2 separate regions of the Mus musculus genome follow, and region 2 is linked to region 1. The links are chromatin loops, found by intact Hi-C in ENCODE. Cell type or tissue: left cerebral cortex. All regions are shown on one strand. Each heading gives the region's core, and the rest is flanking DNA. Links, peaks and the distances in the headings are about the cores only. Region 1 holds the start of C5ar2 (complement component 5a receptor 2). Region 2 overlaps Zfp541 (zinc finger protein 541).

The links. Hi-C counts contacts between places; a loop is a spot of excess contacts. Peaks named below come from ENCODE experiments on the same cell type or tissue, not always from the same donor. Only the 100,000 strongest peaks of a DNase experiment are listed, where the experiment ranks them.
Region 2: it touches region 1 in a loop (2.1-fold over the local background); 2 of 42 quality-filtered maps call a loop at or near these places.

Annotation. Positions count from the first base shown.
Region 1 is chr7:16,239,099-16,244,475 of GRCm38, forward strand. It overlaps C5ar2 (complement component 5a receptor 2), which reads right to left and starts at 5,056. Exons shown (of 2, transcript NM_176912.5): 1 at 4,925-5,056. In left cerebral cortex, for the core only: a CTCF peak has its summit at 2,814; a DNase peak (open chromatin) is centred at 765; H3K27ac peaks cover 296 bases.
Region 2 is chr7:16,084,982-16,090,358 of GRCm38, forward strand. Zfp541 (zinc finger protein 541) reads left to right here. Exons shown (of 16, transcript NM_001099277.2): 9 at 4,816-4,879. Among named protein-coding and RNA genes, the nearest start is that of Napa, 11 kb to the right of the region's middle. In left cerebral cortex, for the core only: no CTCF peak of the experiment used is centred there; a DNase peak (open chromatin) is centred at 2,806.

The DNA of each region.
Region 1 (5,377 bases), core at 113-5,112:
ATTTCATCACAAGCAACAGGAAAAGAAACTATTAAGATAGAAATAATTAGCCAGGCAGTGGTGGTGTACAACTTAATTCCAGCACTTGGAGCAGAGGCAGAGGGATCTCTGTGAGTTTGAGGCCAGCCTGGTCTATAAAGCAAGTTCCAGGACAGCCAGGGCTACACAGAGAAACCCTGTCAGAGAGAGAGAGAGAGAGAGAGAGAGAGAGAGAGAGAGTTGCGTGTGCCCCTGGGGAATTTTAGGTGGGTGTTCTACCACTGAGTCACGCCCCCAGCCCCTCATGGTGTCTCTTCACAGCAATAAAAACCCTAACTAAGACACAAAATTACCTAATAAAATAATAATAATAGTTTTAGGATATTAGAGGGCACCATTTTGTGCACGTGCAAGGCCTGGCCCCAAACACCTTTCAACACTGTGTTTTGATACAGTCTTGGTAAGCCGATTCTGCAGCTAAAGAGGCAGAGAGAGGGTGAGTAACTTAGTTAAAATCACTCAGCTAAGAAGACAGAACTGAATTGCAGCGTGTCCCTAGGGAGTCCAGAAATATTACCGGCCCCAGATGTGAGAAACTGGGAAGCTAGTCAGCCGTGTATCCCCGTGGCCCTGAGCTGACCCGCAGTCACGGCTGGCTCTGTCTGTGCACATCCTCCTCTAGGACCCAGCTCACCAGTTTGGTGGGACAGAAGAACTAAAGCCTAAGAAACACACACAAGACACAAAGCAGGCGGGGAAGGACAGGACCTGGGCGGGAGGGGACACCCAACCCCATGTCTGGAGTGGCTGGAACCTGCAGCTCTCATCTGACTATTTATGGGTTGTCTGGCACTGCCCAAAGCCTTGGCCAACACTGTTAAAACAGGAAGGACAGAACGGAAATTGGGACACTCTCAGCTCTGCCAGGTAGCCAGCTATGAGGCCAAGCCATTTTTCTGAGTAGTTTTCCTTCCTTAAAGTAAACTGTACCTGTTTAAAAACAAAACAAAACAAAAACTCACCTGTCACCCCAGCACTCAGAGGCTGAAGCAGGAGAAATGCCATGATTTTGAGGCCAACCTGGGCTATAAGTTAAGACCCTCATCTCAAAACAAACAAACAAAACAAGCAATATAGAGCATAACAAGAGTACAAAAACTCAAAGCTTCAATAGCTGTGTGGCCTTCAACAAGCTGCGGAATCTCTGTGTACCTGTATAGGGATAATCACAGACCCCACCTGGGAGAGCGAGCGCTGCGGATAGTCAGTGTAGTTAGCGGATCTGCTATGGAGACAGGCTGCCACAGTGCTCGTCCACAGCAAACAGCAGACAGGGTGTGCCTGCTCGTGTGTGTGTTTGTGTGTGTGTGTGTGTGTGTGTGTGTGTGTGTGTGTGTGTGTGTGTATGTGTGTGTGAACTGCTGTTATCACTACCTCTCTTCCCATCTCTGACCCCACCCTTCACAGCTACTACTGATAATAGTCTGGGACAGTTTCTGTACTCAGTCACTATCAGCCTATGGTATTTCCTCTGTAAAGAGAGACAAGGATGGTTCCCAGAATTCATGTTCTCTCTCTCTCTCTCTCTCTCTCTCTCTCTCTCTCTCTCTCTCTCTCCCTCTCCCCCCTCTCCTTCTCCCTCTTTCTCCCTCTTTCCAACTTAAGTAAGGGCTCCAGCACTGAGCCACGCCCCCAGCCCCTCACTGGGGGATTCTAGGCAGGGGGTCTACCACTGAGCCACACCCTCCAGCCCTCCACATTTTTTCAGACTGGATATCTCACAGAACCTCAAGTTTGCCAACTGGCTCAACAGATGGGCCAGAGAGTAAAAGAAACCTTCTTTTCTTATCTGCCTTCTCATCTGGGATTACAAATGGACACTTCTGCACCCAGTGACATTGCTTTCTTTTACAGTAAATCATTTATATTTGTTTGGCTCTATACACAATACATAAAATATTATTGCCATTATTTTACATATGTCTATGCACACAAGTGTTGGCCACATGTGTGCAGTTACCTGCTGGGGCCAGAAGAAGGCATCTGACTCCCTAGAGCAGGAGTTACAGGTGTTCGTAAGCCACTGATAAGATGGGTTCTGAGAACCTAACTCAGGACCTCTGAAAGAACATTGCATGTTCTTAACCATTGAGCCATCTCTTCAGCTCCAAATTGCCACTTTTAAGTATAAGCCAGGAGTATGCCTTTAATCCCAGTGCTCTGGAAGCAGAGGGAGGTGGATTTCTGTGAATCCAGCCTTGTCTACATAACGAATTCCAAGACAGTCAGAGCTACGTAGAGATATTTTGTATCAATAATAACAACAACAACAACAACATACAAGCTGATGAGAAAAGAGATGGTGGTGAATTTGAGCAAAACTCAAGAACATTCATATATAATATAAATGTCGTAATGAAACAGATTATTTTATATGATTCAGGGCTGGGGGTGTGGCTCAGTTGGTAGAGTGCCAAAGTCCCTGAGCTCTGCTCCCAGCACTACATAACCTGTGTTTGATGATCCCTGTACTCTGGAGGTGGAGGCAGGACACTCGGGTGTTCGAGATCACCTCAACTACATAGTGAGTTTGAGGTCAGCCTGGACAGCATGAGCTCTTGTCTCAGGAAAATACAACATATATAATCTGGAATGCTAATTCTGACTCCCAAGATTTCAAAATGAAAGCTTCTAAGGCAAACATTATGAGCCTCTCCACCCCTTCTCGCAACCTCCTTTATGCCTCCCTTCCTCACCTCTCTTCTGACTGGTCCCAAATTGGCCGAATGCACAAGCACAGCAGACCTCAGCAGCCGCAAGGAAGCCCAGAGTCTCTCCACCAGGGACAGTAGCGGGCCTGAGTCTCAGCAATGCAACCCTTCCCCAGATCCTATGGGATTCTCTGAGGACCCTGCGCAACCTTCTTAACCAGGAAAAACAGGCGTGGCCTCCGCTAGCCCCAGGGAAATAGTTGTCTTTTCTTCCTCCCCGTGAGTCACAAATTAACCCACAGACAGAAAGGTCGGAAAAGCCGAAAGTGTGTGCCTCCACCCGCAGCCTCACTACTATCAGCTTCCTGGAAGCCAGAGGTGTGTGGGCTTTGAACAGCAAGGTCTGGAGGGCTATCTCTGAAACCACTTCCCACCCACCCTTGGCACTAAAGGACCCCTAAGATTCTGCAGTAATCACCAGCGGCCTGCTAACCCTCCACTGACCGGCTGCGCTGTTCTCTGCCTCTCATTCCTGCCAGCCACAGACTCTTAAAGATCTTTCCTTCCTCAAATGTTGTGAGGATGATAGCCCAGAATGAACCCTCCTCAGAAAGATCAAGAAGCTGAGCCCAGGGCCTGAGGTTTCCGGGGAACATAAAATGCAAGTCCTGTCATGCAGTGGTGGCGCACACCTTTGATCACAGCACTCAGACAGGTCTCTGAGTTCGAGGCCAGCCAAGAGTCACAGAGAGACAGCCAGGACTACATAGAGAAACCCTGTCTCAAACCCCCACATGCCCCAAAATAAGCAAATCCTGTCCCCTTTCTGGGCCTCTGGTTTTTTTACCTGTAAAATGGGAAGACAGCAGGCATAGGAGAACATGCTTGTCACTCCAGCACTCCGGAGGCAGAGGCAAGGGGGAGCTCACGGGAGAGATCTGTCCGGTCCCCATGGGTGGATTGGTGGGGAATGTGCTCGTCACACAAGCATGGGGACCTGAGGTTGAAGTTCTGGAACCCATATAATAGCCACATTCAGTAGTATATGTATGTGATGCCAGCGTTCAGAAAGGAAGACAGCCAGGGAGTCAAAATCCCTGGAAACGTGGGCCAGCTGGCCTTTGCCATTACAAGCAACAAGAGACTCTGTCTCAAAGTAGAAAGGAAAGCTCTAGAATTAAGGCTAGCCTCTGACCTTCAAATACAAACTGTGACTCTCACAGGCCCATGTGCACAGATATTTAAAGTGAAAATTATTATTAGATATTTATTATTATTATTTGTAGTAGTAGTAGTAATGACAAGAACAAAAAAGAAGTTGGCTATAGTGGCTGGGTTTGGTTTGGTTTGATTTGGGTTGGGTTGGGTTTGAGACAGGGTCTCACGTAGGCCAGAGTGACTTCAAACTCACAGATTTGCTTTCCTCAGCTTCCCAATTGTGGGAATTAAAGTGTGCCCTAGAGTACACTGTCTTAAACTATACACCTACAGCATGGTGCAGGCTTAGGACACCGAGCAGGACATGGCCTCAACCCTGACATGGACTCTCGTCACTCAGCAGTTCCTGATGGTCGTCTTTCTCTCTGAGCCTTGCTTAAGGCTGAGAAGGATGCGGTCACAAATTCTTCTGTTGATATTTAGAGCATAAAGTCATGTTGTTAGAGGAAATTGCTTCTGGGTCAAGGCACTACAGATTCTGTGATGCAGGCCTCTCCTCTCTCTCTCTCATCCTGAAAGGCCTCAGTGTTCTCCACACCTCAACATGGGAGACTTACCTGGTCAACAGATGTGCCAAGATGATAAAAGGTCTGGAGCAGTGCACAGCTCAGTGTTAGGATATTTGCCTAGAATCCTCCAGCAAAGGATTGGGGGCCTGGCTCAACAGAACCAAGAACTCACCAATGAGGGGCTGGGAGTGTGGCTCAGTAGTAGAGCTAGGGCTAGGGCTCCTCAGGTGAGAGTGCTTGCTGCTGAGAGCGGTACCTATGAACCACCTCTCCAGGGCCCTCCCTTTCCTTCCACCTTGTGTTTAGAGACCAAGGCTCTCAACTTGCTCTAGATGCTCACTGATTAACCCAGGCCTGCTGGTCAGCAAGCCCTAGAGATCCATCTGTCTCACTCTCCCGTGCTGAGGTTACAAACACAACCCACCGTGCCTCTGTACCAGGCAAATCCATAGCCTGGGCTGGAACGCATATCCTTATGTTTAAATGGCAAACACTTTACTCACTGACCCGTCTCCCAGCCCCTCATATTTCATCCCAGAAGACTCTACTGCAATGTAACAGCTTCCTGGATGTGAGCTCCCGGAGGTCACCGTTACAAGGGAAGGCGGCTCTGGCCCCAGGCCTTGGAGCCCTGCATCTGAAGAACAGATAGGTGTGTAAGACCCAAGGGTCCAGAAGGCTGGGGCTGGGGGAGGAGAAAGAACACACTAGAGTCCGCCAAGCTCTCAGCCCACTTCCTTTCCTGCTCACTTCCCCTTCCAACCCTGTTGACATAAGCAGATTCCACAGGCCACACATTTGGCAATCCCCTGGACTCTGCAAACTTCTGTTTTGAGCTGCGTTGCTTAACCCTGACCTGCCTGGGAGTCACCTGGGGTGGGGGTCTCTCAACATGACCACCACCTGCTGTATGTCCAATTCCTTCCTTCCTTCCTTCCTTCCTTCCTTCCTTCCTTCCTT
Region 2 (5,377 bases), core at 83-5,082, 150 kb before region 1:
AGCATTGGCTGTTCTGGAACTCACTCTGTAGACCAGGCTGGCCTCAAACTCAAAGAAATTCACCTGCTTCTGCCTCCCAAGGAGAGGAACTAAAGGCATGTGCCACCACTGCCCAGCTATAATTTTGACTCTTAAATTTACATCTTTAATGGATTTCCAACTAGCTTTTGGATATTGTATGAGGTAAGGATCAAAGTTCATTATTTTGTATGGATTCCATTCATTTCAGGATCATTTGCTGAAAATATAATTCCCATCAAGTTGGTTTTAGCAAGTTGATTTTACTAAAATCAGGTTACCAAGGCACAAAGACCTGAGTTCAGTTCCCAGAGCCTATGAGAAAAAAAGCCTAGTGTAGTGGCATACAATTGTACTCTCAGCAATAGGGAGATTGGAGCTTTCCTGGCAGCCAGTGCAGCCTGTTGAGTGAGCTGTAGGCCAGAGAGAGATCTTGTCTCAGAAGACAAGGTGAGTGATGTCTGAGGAATAACATGTGACATATACCTGTGCCCCATACACACTTGCATACTTTTCTGAATAAATGTGCACTTGCAAATGCAAACACACACCTCCATTAATCATCAGTGCATGTGTTTGCTCCACAGACGAGTTCTTTTCTATGATCTGCATGCTTATGCTGGTACCATAGTGCTTTGACTACTGTAGATTTGTGTAAGCTTTCAAATAGGTGTATTTGAATTCTCTTATGTTGTTCTGTCTTCCAGAATTGTGTTAGCTGCCATAGGTCCATTGCATTACTGTAGAATTTTAGGATCAGTGGTTATTTTAATAGTTACTCTGTTTAATATGTACATAAGTTAGAAAGTATTACTATCCTAAATAATTTAGACCTTTCTATTCATGATGGACCAGACCATCTTCCCATTTATTTAGGACTTGTTGTACTTTGTCCCAATCATTTTTCCCAGTGTGTGTCTTACATATCTTTGCTTGTAGCTGTTTTTTTTAGATAGGATCTCTATACGGTCCAGGCTGGCCTGGAACTCCCCATTCTCCCACCTGTGTCTCCCAAGTGGTGGAAAGGCAGGCACATGCCATTTGTTGTGCAGTAGACATCTTTCCTTAGCAGAATCCGTTTAGATTTGTGTTCATGTAGTAATGGTGAAGGGCAGAGACACTGCATTCTCCATCTCATGGGCCTTTCCTGTGCCATCTGTTTCTAAGCAGATGTGTCAGCAGACTCCATTCTGAACTGTTGTCCTTACAACTTTATGTACAATTTTATAGATTTGGTCACATGAAGTCAAAGCAATAGAAGAAAGCAAGCACTGCCTGCTGAGTTTGCTGTACCCTTCATTGCCATTCTATGCTTGCTGTAATTCCTATGGGGCTATTACCATTGGGTGCTATTCTTCTTTGTGTGTGTGCATGCAGTCTCTCTGTGTGTTCGTGTATATACAGGTACACATGTGTGTTGTCTAGGTTAGGGTTTTACTACTGTGAACAGACACCATGACCAAGGCAACTCTTAGAAAGATAACATTTAATTGGGGCTGGCTTACAGGTTCAGTGGTTCAGTTCATTATCATCAAGGTGAGAGCATGGCAGCATCTAGGCAGGCATGGTGCAGGAGGAGCTGAGAGTTCTACATCTTCATCTGAAGGCTGCTAGGAGAAGACTGGCTTCCAGGCAGCTAGGATGAGGGTCTTAAATCCCATGCCCACAGTGATATAGTTCCTCCAGCAAGTCCACATCTCCAAAGAGTACCACTCTCTGGGCCAAGCATATTCAAGCCACCATATGTGTGGAGGCTAGATGATAACCCTGCCAATGCCTCTTTCTTTTGAGACAGGGTTTTTCCTGGCCTGGAGCTCATGGAACAAAGTAGGCTGGATGTTGAGTGAACCTAGGGATTCTGTTTTGTCTCTCCAGCAGTGGGTTTGTAAATATGCACCCCAACACACAGGTTTTTGTTTTGTTTTCTCTTGTTTGTTCCTTCTATTGGCATTTTGGGGGTTGATCTAAGGAGTTCCAAACTGACTTTGCTATCTCCAGAGAAGACAGCTTCGGTCCTTTGTACTGTCACTGTAACATATATTACATTTCTAGATGTTTCAGGACCATGATATGCATTGCCTTATACATCTCATATTTAAGTTAATTAGGAAGAGAAAACAAATTACACTACCTTTTATAATTACCTGAACAGTTACTTCTGCCAGCATTTTAGAGGGCGGAGCCACACCACTGCCTGAGCACTCTTTACAACCTCTTTTTAAAGATTAATAAAGGTAATGATAGCTTTAATGGCATAAAATTCACATGCTCTATAATTAATCCTTGTTTGTTTTGAGACAGGGTCTCACTGTGTAGTTCTGGCTAGCCTGGACCACGTTAGAGCAGGATGGCCTCACACAGAGATCTGCCTGCCTCTGCCTCCCGAGTTCTGGTATTAAAAGTGTTTACTACCATGCCTAGCTTAATTTTAAAAAACTATGTGTATGTATGTATGTATGTGTTTGTGGGTATTATATGCACATGAGAGTGCAGGTGCCTGTGTAGTTTAGATTAGGGGCATTGGATCTCCTGGAGCTGAAGTTATAGGTAGTTGTGAGCTATCTCATGTAGGTGCTGGGAACTGAACTTGGGTCTTCTGCGAGAGCAATCTGAGCCATCTTTCTCTAGCCCCACAACTTATTTTAAACTTATTTTATTTTATTTTCCAACAAGGAAACTCCACTCTATCACAATTCATTTCCTAGTCTCTTGCCCAGGTTTGGGCTGAGCTCATCCAGTTTTTGTCTCTGTAGGCTTGGCTGCTTGAAAGGTTTCAAGCACATGGAATCACAGTATGTGGTGCCTTATGCTTAGCTTCTTTACTCTCAGCCGTGTTCAAGTTCCATCTGTGCTGTGGGATGCCTTAGTATCTTCTCCTAAGGGTGAAGATTATCCCCCTCTAATATTTCTCATAAGCCAAGACTGATAGCAACATATTTTCCTCAATCTTCTTTAAATCTGGGGATCTTTTTCACTTTGCTTTTTAAGGTTAACCTTGTGGTATAAGACTTGACATTTATTTTCAGCACAGTGCTGTGCCCCTATCTTCTGACCACCAATCTATTAGAAGTCAGCTGTGAGTGTTACTGGAATTCTGCATAGGGTGAGGTGGGTTTATTTTTGCTTTTTTTTTTTTTCTCATTTTGCTTTTGAGATTTTTGTTTGTTCATTTGGTTTGGTTTGGTTTGATTTGATTTTTCAAGACAGGGTTTCTCTGTATAGCCCTGGCTGAACTGGAACTCACTCTGTAGACCAGGCTGGCCTCAAACTCAGAAATCCGCCTGCCTCTGCCTCCCAAGTGCTGGGATCAAAGGCGTGCGCCACCACGCCCGGCTCCTTTTGAGATTTTAATCTTTGACTTTGCATCTTTCCCTCTGTGTTTGTCCTATTTAGAATCACAGTGCTTATTGGATGTGTACATTGTTTCTCACCAAGTCTGTGGGCTCTCCTACCATTCTCTCTTCATCTTTCCATTCTCTTCTCTGTCTGGGGCATCCATTGCATGTGGTTTCAGCCTTCAGTGGTGTCCAACCTTCTGCATTCTTTTCCCTCTTCAGGTTCTTAATTCATTCTTCTCCAGGTTTGCTGATCATTTCCTTCTACCAACTCAGGCAAACCTGATAAGTTTAACATGAATTATTGTACTTTTTATCACTAGATTTCCACCTCTTAAGTTACTCCTTGATGAAAATTCATCGTTCTGCCTTCCATTATTTTTTTAATTGTACAGTTTTTAAATTTTGCTTTTGTTTAAAAAAAGAAATGTATCTCTTTGCGCACGTGGGTACATGTGGAGGTCAGAAACATCTTGTAGGAGTAAGTTCTCTCCTTCCACTGTGTGGGGCCTAGGGATCAAAATCAAGTCATCAGGATTGGCAGTAAACATTCTTACCCACTGGGTCATTTCACAGGCCCTTCTGCAATTTTCTTAAGCCTATGAGCTGTGTGTTGTGGGGTAGCCCCATCTTTGAGTGAAGTTCTTGGGAGAAAGCATCAATTACCCAAGCCAGGAGCTTGTGAGGAAGAAAGTCAAGCTTGTTCAGGACTCACAGATTCTGATTATTATCAAGAGAAAGTTGTTTCTATTGTTTATCAATGTTTAAAGCTTATATTTATTGATTGATTATATGTGCTTAATCATATGTGCATGGGTGCCATGTGTGGAGTTCAAAAGGCAACTCATGAGTCAGATATTTTCTTCCACTTAATGGGTCCTGGGAATTGAATCAAAGGGTCTAAGGCAAGTGCCTTTATGCCCTGAGCAATCTCACTGGCCTGTTAACTGTTTTAATATGTGTGTGGGTTTTTTATTAGTTTTAAATCATTATTTACTTATTTATGTTTACCTCTCCATCTGTCTGTCTTGTGTGTGGACACATGTGAAATGAGGGAGGGAACAGCATGTAGCAGTCAGTTCCCTGTTTCCACCGTGCAGGCCCCAAAGATGAATGAATCTAAGTTCTTCAGACTTAGTGTCAAATTCACCAACTGAGCCGCCTTACCAGCCTTACCAGTTGGTTGGTTTTTTGATTCAGGGTCTTTCTGTGTAGCCCTGGAAGCCTTGGACCTTACTGTGTAGAAAAGTCTGGCCTTGAACCCATGGAGATCTGCCTGTCTCTGCTGCTCTGTATTTATTTATTTTAAATTATTCAGTTTCTTCCTTTGCTTTTTTTCAGAGGTCTTTTTCTCTCTCTGGGCCTTATAGTTTGTTTTCACCATGTTCACAGAGGCAGGTAGAAGGCCCAGAGGATCTTGTTAGGTCAGTCTTGTTGAGGCCTTTCCCTGTGTGTTTTCTAGACCAAGTGGACAGCTCCTTTGGCATCTGTGTGGTGAAGGATGACACTAAAATCAGCATCGAACCGTGAGTTGGAACCCTTAGTGCCCAAGTCCTTCTAGTGAGGGTGCTTCCATCAGCCTGACCTTCCAGAGTCTCCTTTCCCAGGACTGTCTTCCAAGGGAGGGCAGACCAGACGGAGATATTCCATATAGAAGCTCTGGGTTTCTCCAATAGTAGGTCAAGAGTTTCTGCTGTTATTTCTGTAACACAGATGAGCATGGGGTGGGACAGAATCTCTACTGTGGACCTGGGTTTCTGGGCAGAAGTGGTGAAAGCATAGTACAGGAGGCAAGGGCATTTGTGGGTTGGGACTGGACACAGGTGGTCAGTGTCAGCACATAGAGTGTTCTGAAATGCCTGTGTCTGTCGGGTGATGAAGGTAATAAGCAGCCACCATGTCTGAGAAATGGCAGCAAACTGCTCTGAGCAGGCTGTGGCTGTGAGCAGAATGCATGGTACATCTCTACGGTCTCCTGGCTTAAGCAACTTTGCATCTCAATGTTTGTGTATGGCCTTGTTTCA